2 separate regions of the Homo sapiens genome follow, and region 2 is linked to region 1. A link is a contact called in ENCODE Hi-C or POLR2A ChIA-PET data. All regions are on one chromosome and are shown on one strand. Each heading gives the region's core, a stretch centred on a gene start or an enhancer-like site at or near the end of the contact. The rest is flanking DNA. Distances are from core to core; before and after follow the strand shown. Region 1 holds the start of LASP1 (LIM and SH3 protein 1). Region 2 holds the start of UBTF (upstream binding transcription factor).

Evidence for each region. Hi-C counts contacts between places; a loop is a spot of excess contacts on that map. ChIA-PET counts read pairs that join two places held with the same protein, here RNA polymerase II (POLR2A). Pooled maps may share reads with other maps.
Region 2: a pooled map shows a loop between it and region 1 (8-fold over the local background). The contact joins the promoter of UBTF here to the promoter of LASP1 in region 1. A Hi-C loop is called at or near these places in 3 of 50 pooled maps. POLR2A ChIA-PET finds 5 or more read pairs at or near these places in 2 of 52 experiments (B cell and activated B cell).

What each region holds. Positions count from the first base shown.
Region 1 is chr17:38,865,343-38,873,277 of GRCh38, reverse strand. It overlaps LASP1 (LIM and SH3 protein 1), which reads right to left and starts at 3,220. Exons shown (of 7, transcript NM_006148.4): 1 at 3,020-3,220. The coding sequence starts at 3,088. It overlaps TRC-GCA4-1 (tRNA-Cys (anticodon GCA) 4-1), which reads left to right and starts at 3,915; the gene lies at 3,915-3,986. It overlaps TRC-GCA2-2 (tRNA-Cys (anticodon GCA) 2-2), which reads right to left and starts at 5,633; the gene lies at 5,562-5,633. RefSeq lists enhancers at 1,357-1,958, 2,971-3,120, 4,611-4,790, 4,366-4,966, 4,967-5,569, silencers at 2,561-2,660, 3,181-3,490, 4,911-5,010 and a cis regulatory region at 5,228-5,841.
Region 2 is chr17:44,216,846-44,224,780 of GRCh38, reverse strand. UBTF (upstream binding transcription factor) reads left to right here and starts at 5,106. Exons shown (of 21, transcript NM_014233.4): 1 at 5,106-5,336; 2 at 6,485-6,609. The coding sequence starts at 6,552. ATXN7L3-AS1 (ATXN7L3 antisense RNA 1) reads right to left here. Exons shown (of 2, transcript NR_184071.1): 2 at 1,074-2,319. RefSeq lists silencers at 3,670-3,889, 4,400-5,089, 5,216-5,380, 5,140-6,159, 6,210-6,379 and 1 more and an enhancer at 2,351-2,955.

The DNA.
Region 1 (7,935 bases), core at 1,971-4,470:
AAAACGGGGCACCACAGCTGTGAGGACTTCAACCCCCTCGAGTGGGGAGGGAGCGCTGAGACAAGCAGAGGCAGAGAGCCCACCCTAACAGGGGATTCCAGGGGAACTGGCAGCAGACCAATCCTCTACCTCCACCTGTTTTCAGAAACCTGGGGAAGCAAGCCAGGAAAGAGGGACGTGGCGAGGTTCTTGACAACACAGCTCCCTAGATACAAAGCAGGTGCACAAAGTAGGTGCTCAATAAATATTTGTTGAATGAGCAAATGAGGTCACCCTGTTTCTCCCCCAGCTCTAATCCCAGAAGTCCTCTGGAGAAGCAAATCTCGACCTCCTTCCTCAAACACTGTCATCAGCAATACATATTTATCCAGCTTGCAAAGCATGCTGGGTACTGCAGGTTGGGGGCAGGGTGGCCTTCAGAGGTGACAAGGTTTTTACCCACCTATGCCTTTGGGAGATAAGGCTCAGGGAGGAGAAAAGGCTGAAACCAAGGACACACCCTGTGCTTTGGGCCACGTAGTGGGCTGAGTACCATGGGGGATTGTAGAGAAACGGGTGAGTCTAATTTGACTCTTTTGCTGTAAATGGGAGGCCTTGGGAAGTTGGTTAGCAACTATGGGACTGAAGCTGCCTATGGGACTGAAGGTTTCCCCTCCTCCCTGGTCACAGCCCAGCATCCTCCAGGCACTGGCTCCCCATTCCTGGTCCTATCCTTACTGCCTGGAGCAGGTGGAGAGGAATAGGTCTGATACCTGGATATTTCAGGTCTCCTGCTCAGTACAGGGGGCGAGGTCTCTCCAGGGCCACTTCCTATAGGGAGAGTTCTAAAAAGAGGAAGGAATCACCAACTCCCACTTCCCTGGGCAACCCCCACTTGAACGTCCTCTTCCAGCTAGGGTAAGAGAACTGGGGAGGGCACCCTGCCCATCCCTGCTCCCCTCCCCTCGGGTACACGGCACTGAAGGTCTTTCCAAGGGGAGTGGTGTGGAGCTGAACAGAGCATCCCAGAGAGGTAGGGAGGGCATAGTCTATACAGCACCCTCTTTAGCACTCAGGGACTTTAGTGCACTGCCCCACCTTTAAGGAAATGACATCATCATACCCATCTGACAGATGGTGAATACTGAGGCCTAGAGACATTCATAAAACTGGTGGGAGCAGACCTGGAACAAGGACCCAGTTTCCCAACTCCTGGAGTGGCAATCCTGCCTTCATGTTTTGCTTTTTCCTTATACGGGTCAAGTGCCCACTGCCTCTTCCCAATTCATGACTGTGGAGAAGAAGGGGACCACAGGGAACTCAAGATGCAGAGGCCAAAATCTCTGCCACGAGGGGCGGGCGAAACCCCAGTGTGCAAGGACAGGTACATTCTCAAGGGGAGACTTCATTATCTGATAGCTCTAAGCTCAAGTCCTGCCCAACAGCGGCTGGCATGGTCATGGGGAGATCAACAACTTTCCTCGTGCCCACAATATACCCCCTCCTCTCCTCCTGCCCAGTCAAGCCCAGGACCAGGAGGAACAGTGACACAGCAGCGGCCCCATATGCCCACACTCCCCAAGAGCAAGTTCAAATATCTTTCAGAACCTCCAACCCCACCTCCTCACGCTGACTCAGAGGCCAAAGGTCACTGAGGAAGCTCACACACCAAGGGGGAGGGGAGAGATAAGGTGTCCAATAAACTATCCTCTCCTGAACAAAACCTGGCTCCAGGTCAGTAATGAACTTGGCCCCAGGGCTCTATACCCCTCTTTCATCTAGTGTTCCCACCCTTGCACCTCTCTTCCATCCAGTCCTCCCAGCCCTCCCAGTTCAGATGGAAAGGACAGAATACTTGGACTTGGAGCCAGCTTTGGGTGGTGGATGAAAGACGCGGTGAGGAAGGGCACAAAATCACAGAGGCCTCCCCTCCAGACTGGGGAGGGGATGCAGAGGGGCAGGTTTTACCTTAGGATCTTACGGAGCTTACAAGAGAACAGGATCCTACCCTAAACTGTACGGGAAACACCCAGTTCTACTCTCCAACCCCCCTCCAAAAGTCTAATGGCAACCAGATGAACAAGTCCAGCATTGGGGAGACAGGGCCCCCAGGGGACACTGAATCTCCACAAGGCCACCCTCCCCTCCCCCCAATACCTCCCCCTTTCCTCGGCTTCCCCAGAACTCAGCCAACCCCACCCTCCATTGGAGAAACCTGCTTTGAAAAGTTAGCTCTTTGTTCTTCCACACGGTCTCCTGGCTCTGAGCACAATTTCAGGAGATCTCAGCTAAGCACCCTCCACCCACCCTACTCTGCCACCCAACCCCACCCGGCTCAGGCTGGACGGCCCAGCACCGGGAGTTGGCTTTTAATTGGAGGTGGGGGTTGGGAAGCTGTGGAGGAGGTCTGCGAGTCCTTTAACGACTGAATCCAAGGGGGTGCAGGTCGTTCAAAAACGGGGCTCTTGCGGCAGAGCCCGGGTCCTTACCCAAAACCCCCCGCATCAGATGCCACACACTCGCAGGCTGATAGCCCCCGCCCCGCCAGGCCAGGAAGCCAGGCCACCCCCGCCGGAGCGGACGGTTTTGCAGGGCCCCCCAGCCTCTGCCCCGCCCCCCCGCCCCCTCCACCAGCGCCCCGCGCTTCCGCCTACTTGGCGCTCGGCGCAGAGCGGAGAGGGAGCGGCCGTCTCTTCTCACTCTCCAGGCCGTAGGGGGCGGGACTGCACCCCTAACCTTCCCCCAACACACCCCGGCGCCTGACTTCCCTGCTCCTCTCCCGTCCTCCCAACCCCGGGACACAGAGCCCACCCCTCTCCAGCAGCGGCTGCCCGCTACGCGTGGACTTCCCGCCTCGCCCCAGATCTCCTGGTTTTCAGACTGGGATGTGTCCCCACACCCCATGACACCGCCCGCTCGCCCTCCCTCCATTCTCCTGGGATCGCGGGGATAAGGCGGCAAAGACCCGGCCCTTCTCTCCTCCCTGGATTCGGAGCACTGCGGGGGATTGCAAAGACGCGTCTCCCGGTCCCGGGCTCACCTTATCCAGACAGTTCACCTTCTCCGTGGGATACACGATCTTGCCGCACCGGGCGCAGTTGGGGTTCATGGTTCCGAGAAAAGCTGGGGCGGGGACGCCTGAGCTCACGCGCGTCCTGTTCCCCGAGGCGAGCTGGCGGGAGGCGGCCGCGGCTGCAACTACACAGGCAGCAGCGACGGCGGCTGGAGCTGGGGAACTGGCCTCCGCCTCCGCCCTCCTTCCCCTAATAAACACAGCGGGGAGGAGGGGCTGCACTGGGGCGGGCACGCGCCTCGGGCGCGGGCAAGGGCACGCGCAGCGAGGCGCGCTCTCCGGGCGACGTGGGGCTGCGCGGGGGCGGGTTCCTGGGGGGACGGCGGGGCCCGCGGTGCTGGCGCCTCAGCGCTCTCAGGCTGACTGCGCCCGGTGCCCAGGGCCCTTCCCCAGCCGGAGGCGGCGCAGAGGCGAGCAGGCTGCACATCTGGGGCGCCCGGGCTGCGGGAGGCGGGCTAACCCCTCAAGCCCGTCGAGGGTGGGGTTGGATCCTCCTGAACGCTGGAACTGATTCACCGCATTCGGGGACTTTCTACCCGGCATGAATCTGCGGACCGAACGGGGACCCCCTACCCTGCCCCTCTTAGCTCTCTTCCGGCCCACACCCTTTCCCACATTTGTGGGGCGGAACCCGTCCCTCCCTCTTGGACCCTGCGCGCTGCCGGGCCCGGGCTAGTGCTTCCCTCTCGAGCCCCTGCAGTGCACCTTCCCGGGGTTCCCCGGATGCGGGCACCGTCTGCGTTCAGCTTGACCCCTTTTTCTCCAGCATTCCTTTCTCCTTCTGTTACACCACTACTCACAGTGTAGCAGCTGCAACAATGCTTAGCACCCAAGGAGCCGCCTCCAGGCGCTGTAGAGGCGCGGGGGTATAGCTCAGTGGTAGAGCATTTGACTGCAGATCAAGAGGTCCCTGGTTCAAATCCGGGTGCCCCCTCAATGGCTTGGTTTTTCCTTCCCCTTGTTAACCATCTGTTTTTCATTCTTGACTCACATTTTAACATTGGGTCCTGACTAAAAAAAAAAAAAAAAAGAAAAGAAAAAGTATCTTCCTCATTTTTCAACCTTAGCAGAAATCTTTCGGTTTTACTTTGTGCTCAGCGGGAGGAGGGGGTGGGTATAAAAGCTGCGCGACCGCATTACTCGCGCCAGAGGTGTAGGGATTTCTGCGGCCACGGGCGCCAGCCTCAGATGGGTCAGACAGTTCGAGGTGCCGGGTTTGAGGGACAGGATGTTTCCAATGGGGGTAGGGAGACAGGGGAACGCCTCAACTTGGCGTTCCTTTTGGGGGTGGAGGGTGGGTCAGGCGAGGGAAACCCATAGACACAGCCCTTCTCCAACTTCAACTTTCTGTATTAATGGTGACATGGACGTGCTGTGTTCATCCTTGACTATTAATGTACAAAAGTAAAGTTATAACCCAGTGCAAACTGAGATAAACGAACACAGTGTTTCTCAAATTTGAACGTGCATCAGAATTACCTGCAGGGCTTGTTAAAACACTGCTAGTTTCTGATTCTGTAAGGGGGCCCCGAGAATTTGCATTTCTACCAAGTTTCCAGGTGCCTCTGGTGCTGCTGGTGTGGGGACCACATTTTAAGAACCACTGAAGTAAGAATAAAAGGCCATGGAGTTTCATAACCTAAAGATGGGGACAAGTATCTGCTGGCTGCGTGCCTGACAGGGTCACTGTTGGGCCGGAGGAAAATGGTAAGTGTGACGGGAGACAAGGGCGTCCCCCTCGACTAGGTTTTGCCCAAAAAAAGGAAAAATAAAGGAGAAAGGAAGAGGCGTGCTGCCTGGGTCAAAGGGCAGCTGCGATATTTTAAACCCGGAATGTGGTTGTGTCATTCCTCGGACCCCGGGGAAACGCGCATTTTTTTCTCCTGGCTCCTATTACTGTGAGCTGTATCTCTAGGCTGAACAGAGAGATCACAGATCAGCAGAGCTGCGGTTCCGTGCAAAACCCAGGAGGAACCAGTTTTACCTCTCCTTTAGGCCTTGAACTTTCCATGTATAGCTTATCAAGCCAAAGCCCTGCCTATGAGCTGAGTCAAGAAGGAAGAGGGGAAAATTGCTCGCTGTCTACCTTCTATCTGTGTGCCCTGTCCTGTTCGAGTTCGCGAGTATATGAAAACCTCTGAATTTGGATTACTTCTCCTAGTTTTCATAGTCAAGTACGAACTACTGCCCCGTCCAAGACATATTTTTTACCCCAAAACAAATTATAATTAACGTTAAACCAATGGGCATCGGAGATGGAAATCGATACGCGCCTTTGTTCTCCAACTGAGAGTACTGGTGCGCTTATCGCCACTTGGGGTATGAGGGCTCAGATCCACCTAAAGGCAGCCTCTGGTTGCTGTTCTCTCCCTCTAGGGTACGGGAATCCTTTCAAGGTGAAAATTAGGTAGGTGGAAGATACAAACGACACCTCCCGTGAGTTTTGCATTCAGAACTCGCTGACTCAGGTTATTCCTGGATGGCTGTGAAAAAAACTTAAAGAAACCCGAGGGGGCACCCGGATTTGAACCGGGGACCTCTTGATCTGCAGTCAAATGCTCTACCACTGAGCTATACCCCCTCTGGCGGTGGCTCTCTGGTAAATTGTTTTTACATCGATTGATCCCAAAATTTTCATACTTTCACCATTCGTTCAAAATTAGTGTCTCTTTGCTAGATTATACTGAAATTACCAATGAGGAAGGAGAAATTAAAAGACTAGGCCAAGATAGGCCGGGCACAGTGGCTCACGCCTGTAATCCCCAGCACTTTGGGAGGCCGCGTCGGGCGGATCACGAGGTCAGGAGTTCGAGACCAGACTGACCAAGATGGTGAAACCCACCCCCCCCCCCCCCACCTCCGTCTCTACTAAAAATACAAAAAATTAGCCGGTAGCGGTGGCGGGAGCCTGTAGTCCCAGCTACTCAGGAGGCTAAGACAGGAGAATTGCTGCAACCCAGAACCCAGGAGGCGGGGGTTGCAGTGAGCCGAGATCATGCCACTGTACTCCAGCCTGGGCGACACAGCGAGACTCCATCTAAAAAAAAAAAAAAGGCTAGGCCAAGACGTGGTGGCAGTTTGAAAAGCGTGTGAATTTAGGTGCCAATCTGCTTTGTCTAGGTTCAGTTCTTTTTTTTTTTTTTTCTCCAGACGGAGTCTTCCTCTGTAACCCAGGCTGGAGTGAGTGCAGTGGCGCAATCTCGGCCTCCCGGATTCAAGCGATTCTCCTGCCTCAGCCTCCCGAGTAGCTGGGATTACAGGCGCCCGCCACCGCGCCCAGCTAATTTTTGTATTTTTAGTAGAGATGAGTGTTCCACCATGTTGGCTAGGCTGGTCTCGAACTTCTGACTTCATGATCTGCCCGCCTTGGCCTCCCGAAGTGCTGGGATTACAGGCATGAGCCACCGCACCCCTGCTTGGTTCAATTTTTGTTTGTTTGTTTGTTTGTTTTCCATTTTGTGGAGATGGGGGCAGGTGGTGGGTGAAGGAGGCCGTCTCCCTATGTTGCCCAGAGACGGAATTTCGCTCTCCTTGATCAGTCGGGATTGCAATAGTGCGATCTCGGCTCACCGCAACCTGTGCCCCCCAGGTTCAAGCAATTCTCCTGCCTCAGCCTCCCGAGTAGCTGGGATTACAGGCATGCACCACCACGTCTGGCTAATTTTGTATTTTTAGTAGAGACGGGGTTTCTCCATGTTGGACAGGCTGGCCTTGAACTCCCGATCTCAGGTGATCTGCCCACCTTGGCCTTCCAAAGTGCTGGGATTACAGGCGTGAGCCACCACACTCGGCCTAGGCTCAATTCTTTATCCACAATCCCACTCATCTCTCCCCGCTAGCAAGTCAGAGAACAACCTCCTGCAAAACTGGATAAAGTTTTTCCTTGGTCTCTCCAAAAAGAATACGAACACGCCATTGCACTCCAGCCTGGGCAACAAGTTTCGCTCTCAACAAGAGCGAAACTCCGTTGCAAAAAAGAAAAAAAAAAAAAACTAAGTAAGAAAGAAATCCTGCAATATGCAATAACGTGGATGAACCTTGAGGATATTATGCTAAGTGAAGCAGGCCAGTTACAGAAGACCAAATACTGCATGATTCCACTTATATGAGGTTTCTAACATAGTCAGACTCCCAGAAGCAGAGAGTAGAACGATTGTTGCCAGGGGCTGGAGGGAGTTGCTGATCAATAGGTCTAAAATGTCAGTTCTGCAAGATGAAAAAACTCTAGAAATCGGCTGTACAACATTTTGCCTTCAATTAACAATACTGTATTGTATAGTTGAAAATCTAAGAGGGTCTGCCAGGCATGGTGTCTCATGCCCATAATCCCAGCACTTTTGGAGGCCAGGGCAAGAGGATCACTTGAGCCCAGGAGTTTGAAACCAGTTTGGGCGACATGGTGAGATTCCCATCTCTACAAAAAAAATTTAAAAATTAGCCAGGTATGGTGGTGTGTACCTGTAGTCCCAGCTACTTGGGAGGCTGAGGCAGGAGGATTGCTTGTGCCCAAGAGGTCAAGGCTGCAGTGAGCCAGGGTGACGGAGCAAGACTCTGTCTCAAGAAAAAAAGAGAGAGAGAGAAGCCAGTTGGGAATCTATTGTAATAATACGGGTCAGAGATGGTGGTGATGTCTTAGACTACAGTGTTTTATTAGTTTTATATTGCTGATATAACAAATTACAGTCTATTTGCATAAAACAACAGAAATTTATTATCTTCACAGTTCTGGAGGTCAGAATCCCAAAATCAATTTCACTGGGCTGGCTGGGCTCGGTGGCTCATGCCTGTAATCCCAACACTTTGGGAGGCCAAGGCAGGCAGATCACGAGGTCAGGAGTTCGAGACCAGCCTGGCCAATATGGTGACATCCCTTCTCTACCAAA
Region 2 (7,935 bases), core at 3,857-6,356, 5.3 Mb before region 1:
CGTGGTGGCGCATGCCTGTAATCCCAGCTACTCGGGAGGCTGAGGCAGAATTGCTTGAACCAGGGAGGTGGAGGTTGCAGTGAGCCAAGATCGTGCCATTGCACTCCAGTCTGGGTGACAAGAGCAAAGCTCCGTCTCAAAAAAAAAAGTTGTATACTTAAAGTATGTGTACTTTACTATCTCTGACTTACACAGCAATAAAAAAATAACAAGGGACAGGCCGGGCGCAGTGGCTCACGCCTGTAATCTCAGCACTTTGGGAGGCCAAGGTGGGCGGATCACCTGAGGTTGGGAGTTCGAGACCAGCCTGACCAACGTGGAGAAACCCCATCTCTACTAAAATTACAAAATTAGCTGGGCGTGGTGGTGCATGCCTGTAATCCCAGCTACTTGGGAGGCTGAGGCAGGAGAATCGCTTGAACCCAGGAGGTGGAGGTTGCGGTGAGCCAAGATCGCGCCATTGCACTCCAGCCTGGTCAATAAGAGTGAAACTCCGTCCCAAGGAAAAAAAAAAAAAAAGTAACAAGGGACAATAACATTCTTGGCCCAAAAACGTGTGTCTTTATACCATCTTAAATAAAAATTTAAAAACAGAACATTTCCAATATGCATTAAAATACATAAATCTGAAAATATTGGTATACCATCTAAAATTACTCCCTGTAGACTGGTAATTTAAGTACCACACTTTGGTTAACGCATTCCAGGCACTCTGGGGGTTTTATATAAGCTGGTGCTTGGATGCTGGCAACCTGGGGAAATACTGAGGCCAAGTGGAAATTGTGTAGCTAGGATCCCGCTTTGTCACCAGCCTGGGCTGGGGTTATTGAATGCCAGCGCTCTGCTTCAAGGCACATGCCAGAAGGCTGGAGGGTGAGGAGGGAGATGAACTGGGAAATGGGGCAAAGAAAAAGGGCCAAGGGCAGATTCCTCATACTCTGGCCGTTAGCCCAAGTCTTGGACTCCTGACCTCACCACAGACGAAATAGATGTAAAACAAGCCAATTCGTTTCCAAGTGGGAAGGGTGCCAGCCATAGTTTTTGCTGCCCAAGGAATCAATAAATACTCATTCTTATGATTCATGTTCATCCTGTTTTATTCCAAAGCACTTTACCGAAAAGCCCCTTGGCCCAGCCAAAAAGTTCAGGGCCAGGAGCCAGGACACCTGGACTCCAGATCTGCATGTGGAAGATTTGGAACGTTATTGGTGGGGGGGGGTCTCAAGTTCTCTGTAATGTGGCAAGTGCCATCTGTGGAGGACTTTACAATTTTACATACATCATCTCATTTGGCCTTCTGATCCCTGGTGAGAGAAGCAAATTAAACAGGATTGCTATTCTAACTTTACAGATACGAAACTGGGACCAGGGAAGGTTAATAAGGCACTCAGATTCACACACTATTAAGAAGGTGGGGAAGTTGGGACTTTTGATTCCAAACCCTTTGCTCTTTCCTAGTCAAAACAATAAAGTCAGTTCTATGCCTCACTTTTCCTTTTTTTTTTTTTTTTTTTGACATATTATAATAGGGGGTGTGTGTGTTTGTAGAGGCAGCATCTTGCTATGTTGTCTAAGCTGATCTCGAACTCCTGGGCTTAATCACTTAAGACCTCCTGTCTTGGTCTCCCAAAGTGCTGGGATTACAGGTGTGAGCCAGTGCGCCTAGCCCACCATGCCTCACTTTTAGCGCAGTGTGATCCTACACAAATTGCCCTGTGTATATTCCAAGGGACGATCTGGGTTTGTAGGGCCAGAAACACGTGCAGTTCTGGGGTAGCGGGGAGGTGGTCGGTGGCTCTTTTAACAAAAAAATACCAAATGATGAAAACAAAATTAAGTTCAGGGCCTTGGGCAGGTCCTGCAAGTTAGGGGCCTAGAAGCTGAAATTTCATTAACATCTACTAGTGGTAAATCCGCTTCTCCTACATGCCAGTGCCCTCTGGGAAAAAAAAAAAAAAAAAACAGGACACACCAGATCTTGACAGGGCTTCCTCCCTGTTGGTGAAACCTGATAGAAGTGGGATGTGGAAGTCCTGGGAAAGCAATCTCATTTCTCCCAGGAGACAAGAGGAATTACAGCAGCAGCGAGGCAGGCCGAGTGAAGGAGAAGGCTGCGTGCCAGGGGAGAGTCGAAAGGGGCTGGGTGACCCAGCTGGCCGAGATGCGGGCAGTAGAGCGTCGGTGTGGGAGACTGGCAGCCTGAGAGCCAGGAGCAATGGCGCTGCCCCAGGAGCGGTGGCTGGAGGCTGGGCCCGTTGGAAGCAGGCTTCCTTCAGATGGTCTTCTGGCTCCCTGCGTCCTGTCCTGATAACCTTTCCTCTGAAAAGGGGAGGCAAAGACAGTCAACCACGGCCGTGGCAGTGGGAGAGTGGGTGGTGGACCCTGTCCAGGCCTTTCATCCCCGGCCTGCAGGACAGTGAACCAAGGGACGTCTTGTCGGAGGCTGCCCCGCTGCCACCCGGGGCAGCGAGAACCGGGTGCTGGGCTCCCCTCGCGGCTGCCCGCCGCCGCCGGGGGGCAGCGCCTGCGGCCTGCTTTCCTAGGGATGGCCGAGGCTTTTTGACAAGCTGATTGCGTGGCGGGGATTGGCTGGTCCGGGTGTGACGCCGGTAACAACAAAGGTGGAGTTGGAAGAAATTAGATTAAAGGAGAGGAAAAAAATTAAAGGGGGAGCTGGCATAGGACAGGAGGTAGAGACCGAGGGAGAGATGCGCCAAGCGGTGTCTCCCGGTTCCAACTCCCCCCACACCCGCCTCGACCCTAGAAGATCCCTCGCGCAAACCCACTGGGATTTTGCTCTTTCCCCTACCCCGGCCCAGTGACCGACGCCGGGGTAGCTGCTGCTTCTTGAAAAATCCCCGCAACTCCCACCCCGACACCCGTCACTACGACCCAGGGGGAGAACTTTTTGCTCGGACTCCTCGGATCCTAAACCCAGCGAAACGGGACATTGAGAAGCTTGTCCTAAAACCCGGAAGGCCCTTGCGGAGCATGGAGATCGGATAAGGCGGGGTGCTCCCCCGGTTTTCCGATGTGTTGCAAATCTAAGAGCTTCTTTCTCGCTTTTTTTTTCCCTGTAACTACCCCCCCCCCCTTTTGCTTCAGGGTTGCAAAAGCAAAGAGCAATTAAAAAAAAAAAACCGCGCACACACTCAGACACACACCAGTGGCGACAGGGGAGAGTTGGAAAGACGCAGGAGAGAAGCAGGAGGCAGGAGGCAGCGGGGATGGAGCAATGGGAGCGGGAAGCAGGCAGGTTTCCTTGCAAATCCCCCTCCGGCCTCACGCCGTCTCGCCGGCCCCGGCAGGGGAGCGAGGACCCCGGCGAACAGATGGAGGAGTGGAGCTCGCTCTAGGCAGCTGGGCTTGGCCGGAGAATGGAGGAGCCACCAAGCGACCGGCTGATTGGAAGAGAAACGCAGAGCGATGGAGGCGGGGTAGGAGGACGATTTCTCTGCGGGGACTGGCGGCGGCGTACACGCCCGGGTCGGGCGCTGCAGAGCTTGGCTGGCTTTCAACCCGCGCTCGCCGGCTCCAGCCCCGCGCGCCCCCACCCCTAGCCCTCCCGGCGGCTCCGCAGGTGAGTGCGAGCTGGGGGCAGAAATATCCAAAAGTCTCAACATGCCCGCCCTGCAAAAAGAAAAAAAAAAGACGAAAACCATTTTTCTTTAAAAAAAAAAAATTTTTTTTGTGCAACCCCTAGAGCAGTGGGAGGGAAGGGGTGAGGCTGAGCCGCCCGGAGGAGGCGGAGGGGCCAGGCGAGGCCGGGGTGGCCCGGGAGGCGGCGGCGCCGAGGCGGCTCTGACGGGCAAGCGCTCGGAGCGGCGCTGCGCTGCGCCGAGGCGGGCGGGCGGGCGGGCGGAGCGGGGCGGGCGGAGCGCGGCGCGTGGGGCTCGCCATTAGCCGTCGCTCCGCTTCGCCATCTCGGGCTTTGTCTGGCGACTCGCTGCCCCGGCGTCGGCTGCAGCGGAGCTGCGGCTCGACTGTTCGGCCCGCCGTGCTCCCAGGTGCCCCCGGCCTGCGCTCCCATCCACACGCTCGGTAAGTGAGCCCGGGAGCCGCGGATTTCGGGGGAGAGGGGTTGCTACGAGTGGCGGCGGCGCCGATCTTCATGCGCCCGGGCAGGCCTGGAGAACCATGCCGGGCTGGATTGAACCGGCTCCCACAGCGGCCCCTCCGCCGGAGCCCGTCGTTCCCTTGCCGTTTCCGGGGTGTAAAGAGCAACGGGGATTTTTTTTTTTTAATGCAGAGGTTTTAGTTTTCGGGTTTTTTTTTAAGTTTCGTATGTGCCGTTCGGCAAGGAGAGGACCGCGAGGTAGGCACCGAAGCTGGACGCCGCGATCGGCGTGCGTGCGCCCCAAACCAGCGGCCACGCTCCGGGGGATGAGGGTGGGCGCGGACCGCTCGCTCCGGGAGGCGGGAGAGAGCTGGCCTGGAAGCCCTAGTCTGAGCTGGGAGAACTTGGGGGAGAGCTCCGGAGCAGGGCTGTGGGCGCCCCCCGAGCCTCCCCGGACGCCGGGGGCACCTCCGGGCACCCTCTCCGCGGCCGCACCTCGGCCCTCCCTCGCCGGCGAAGCCTGCTAGTTCCCCCGCGGGTCTGGCGAGGTCGCTCTCGGCGCCCGCCCGCCCGCCTAGGCTCCGAGCCCCGCCGCCATCCGGGCGGCTGCGTGTCTCCCTGCCCCGGCCCCCCCCCCCTTCCCCGGCGGCGGCAGCAGCAGCAGCAGCAGCCGCCGCCGCCGCCAGCACCACCACCACCACCCCCCTCCCCTCCTTCCTTCCCTCCGCCTCGGCCGCCCGGGTCCCCCCAGCTCCCGCCCCTCCTCCCAGCTGCCCCCCGCGGAGCCCGCCCGGGCAGGCTGTGGGAGGGAGCGGAGCCGGCGAGGCGGGCGGGCTGGCGCTCGCTCCCCGGGGGTCGGTGTGCGCTCTACGGGGAAGGACGCGCTCGCTGCCCCGCTTCTCCCGCCCCCCCTCCCGCTCCTCCTCCTCCCTTCTCCCTCCTCCTCCCCGCTCCGGCGGCTGAGGCTGCGGCGGCGGCGGGGGGTGTGCGAGCTGAGGCCGGGGCCGGCGGCGGGCGGGCTGCCTGCAGGCGGAGGGCGCTGTGCTTTGTGCTTTTCGCCGCGAGGAGCAGCAGGCAGCAGCCACAGCCGCCGCCGCCGCCGCCGCCGCCACAGCAGCAGCAGCCGCCGCCCCAGCGCCGCCGCCTCGCCCGGAGGAGGAGCCGCTGCCGCCGCGGGAGGGAGCTGCGGCTGTGCCCGGCCGAGCGGGGGAGGGCGCCGCCACTCAGAGCCAGGGAGGGAGCCGCTGGAGCGGGAAGCCCGGAGGCCGCGCTGCGCCGGGTAACCGAGGCGGCTGAGGACGCGCGCTGGGGTCGGGGCCGGACGGCGGGAGCGAACCGCGGGGTGCGGTGGGCGCCCAGCGGGGACCCGAAGCGACCACCGAGCAGGCGACCGGGCGCGAGCAGACCAGGGCACTTGGGAGGACGCCGAGAGCCGGGGGAGGGGAAGGCAGGAAGCGAGGCCTGAGCCGAGCCCCGGCCGCTGGCGGAGGAGCCCGCGCTTCTCGGAGCCGGCAGGCGCAGTTCTCCCCGGCCGCCGGAGGGGGCGGCGGGGCCGGTGAGCGCTGCGCCCCCGCCTCCCGGCCGCCGTCCTCCCGCCCTCTCCTTGGCTCGGCTCCCCGGAGGCCGGGGCGGGGGCGCCGGCGGGGCTGGGCCGCAGGCTCGGGGGAGGAGGCGGCGGTTCCCGCCGCGGTCGCGCCTCTGTGCCGGGCTCCTCCGTGCGCGTCGGGGTGGCTGGGCGGTGGCGGCGCCTCTGGCCGGGGTGGGTGGCTCGGGGGCGGGGGGCAGGCTAGGCCGCTTCTCTCCGGCTGCTTGCCCGCCTGTGCGGGCGGGGACGGCGAAGGGAGCCCGGGAGGGGGGAGCGGCGGGAATCCGGATCCGGTCCCCGGGGGCGGTGCGGCCGCTCCGCTCCGGGGCTGGCGGCGGCTGCGCTGCGTCCGGGTCCCCGCCGGGTTGCGGAGGCGGGGGGAACCGGCCGGGGGGAGGCGGGAGGAGGAGACTGGGGCGCGTGCCCGCTTCCGTGGCCGCGCGCGCCCTTTACCCGCCCTTCCTCTTCCCCCGCCCTCCAGCCTGGGGCCTCCCCGGGGCGGGCGCTCCGAGGAGGAGGAGATTTTTTCTTTTTTTTTTTTTTTGGCTGGGGTTGGGAAGCGGGGCGGAGGGCGGGCGCTCGCTGCACGCGGGAGCTAGGAGCAGGCCCTCGCGTGGCCAGGGGAGGGCGCGCGCCGCGGAGCCGGGCTGCAGGGGCTGGGGGAGGGGGTCACGAGGAAGAGGAGGGGCGCACTCCCATTCCCATAGACCCCTTAAGTCTAATAAGGTCATGGCTGAGTCTCTCAGAGTGTGGACCTGCCCCCTTCTACTCTGGGCGGTTAGAAAGTCGTTAGTCGTTCACCTCTCAGCCTTCCTGAGTGGGAACTGGTATGTCTTCCAAAGGGTGAGGTGGCTTTGACCCCGGGTTGCCCGGCCAGCACGACCGAGGAGGTGGCTGGACAGCTGGAGGATGAACGGAGAAGCCGACTGCCCCACAGACCTGGAAATGGCCGCCCCCAAAGGCCAAGGTAGGGGCATCCACCCCCGGCCCTCTGAAACTTAAACCCTCTTTCCCTCGTGGCTGCGGGGCTCACTCCCTTCTTCAAGGGCTTTTTCAGTCTGCATACACTGAACTGGGGGAGAAAGTGCCTTGAGTATTTATGAATCAAGCATCTCCCACACTTGGGGTTTGGCTGAATCCAAATTATTTGGCCTGGAGTGGCTCACCTCCCCTCTCTCCCTGTCCCTCACCCTCTGTGTTAGAGGAGGCCTGCCTTCTGGGGTTCCCATTCAGCCTGAAGTGTGTCCCAGCCCAGTGTCCTGGAATGGGAGGAAGGATGAGTGTAGAGGAAGGGTCAGGAAGGGGTTGGGGAAGGCTTCTCAGGCTTTTTAGGAAGACCATGAGGCTTTTGTAGAGGCAGGTGGAGAAAAGGGCTGTTTTGGTGGTTTTAGGCCCCAAGCCATGGGATATATGTACTCAACTAGATCTCTGCCTCATTCAGCAGTGATCCAGTCTAGATGGGGATAGAGAGTAGGATGAAGCTGGACAGCTGGCCATGCTTGTGGGACATTGAGGGGAGAGGGGATTATGGGTCCACGTGGCCCATTCTGCAGAATCTCTGGCCCAGGTTACCAGATGCAAATGAAAATGGAGAGCCCTTTTGACTTCTGGCCTTGGGTGGCTATTCTCCCAGCCCATCCACAGTGGCCTAGAGCTCTCTGGGGCTGCATTTCAGTGGCTGAAAAATAACTGTTCCAGACCTGTTCTTGCTTCCCTGGGTAGTTGGGCTGACAAGACAGCTTGTAATTCTGGGGGTTCTCCCTGGAGCAGGGCCCTGAGAGTTTCTGTGCACCTGCCTACCTTGCCTCAGAGCTGCCCTGTATCCTGCTTCTGCTTCTGTTTCCTTTTTCTTATTTGCCAGAAATTCTCCCTTGATCTGCTTTAAGGGGCTAGGGGGTGGTGGGTGTCTCTAACATTGGTTTCCAGCTGTGCAGGAGAGACATCTGCATGGATTTTCCTTACTGTCCACACCCCATTCTCAGTCGTTGCACATTTAGAATATCCACTCAGAACTTGAACTTGGCAGCACATTTAGATATATTGCTTCCCTGCTTCCCTCCTTCTCTGACAAGCTACCTCGTTTCCCACAAAGCCCTGAATCACTGTACCTTCATTTCCACCCCTCTTCCCCTTACAGCAAATAGCTGCCCGTTGCAGCTTGGCACAGTATAAATGATAATAGCCTTGAAGCAAGCCAGACTTGAGTTCGAGCCTGGCTTTCTAGGTATAGCATGGTCTGGACTGGAGTCCCTGCCCTGATCCAATATGGCCACAGTTTCCTTAGGGCTGAGCC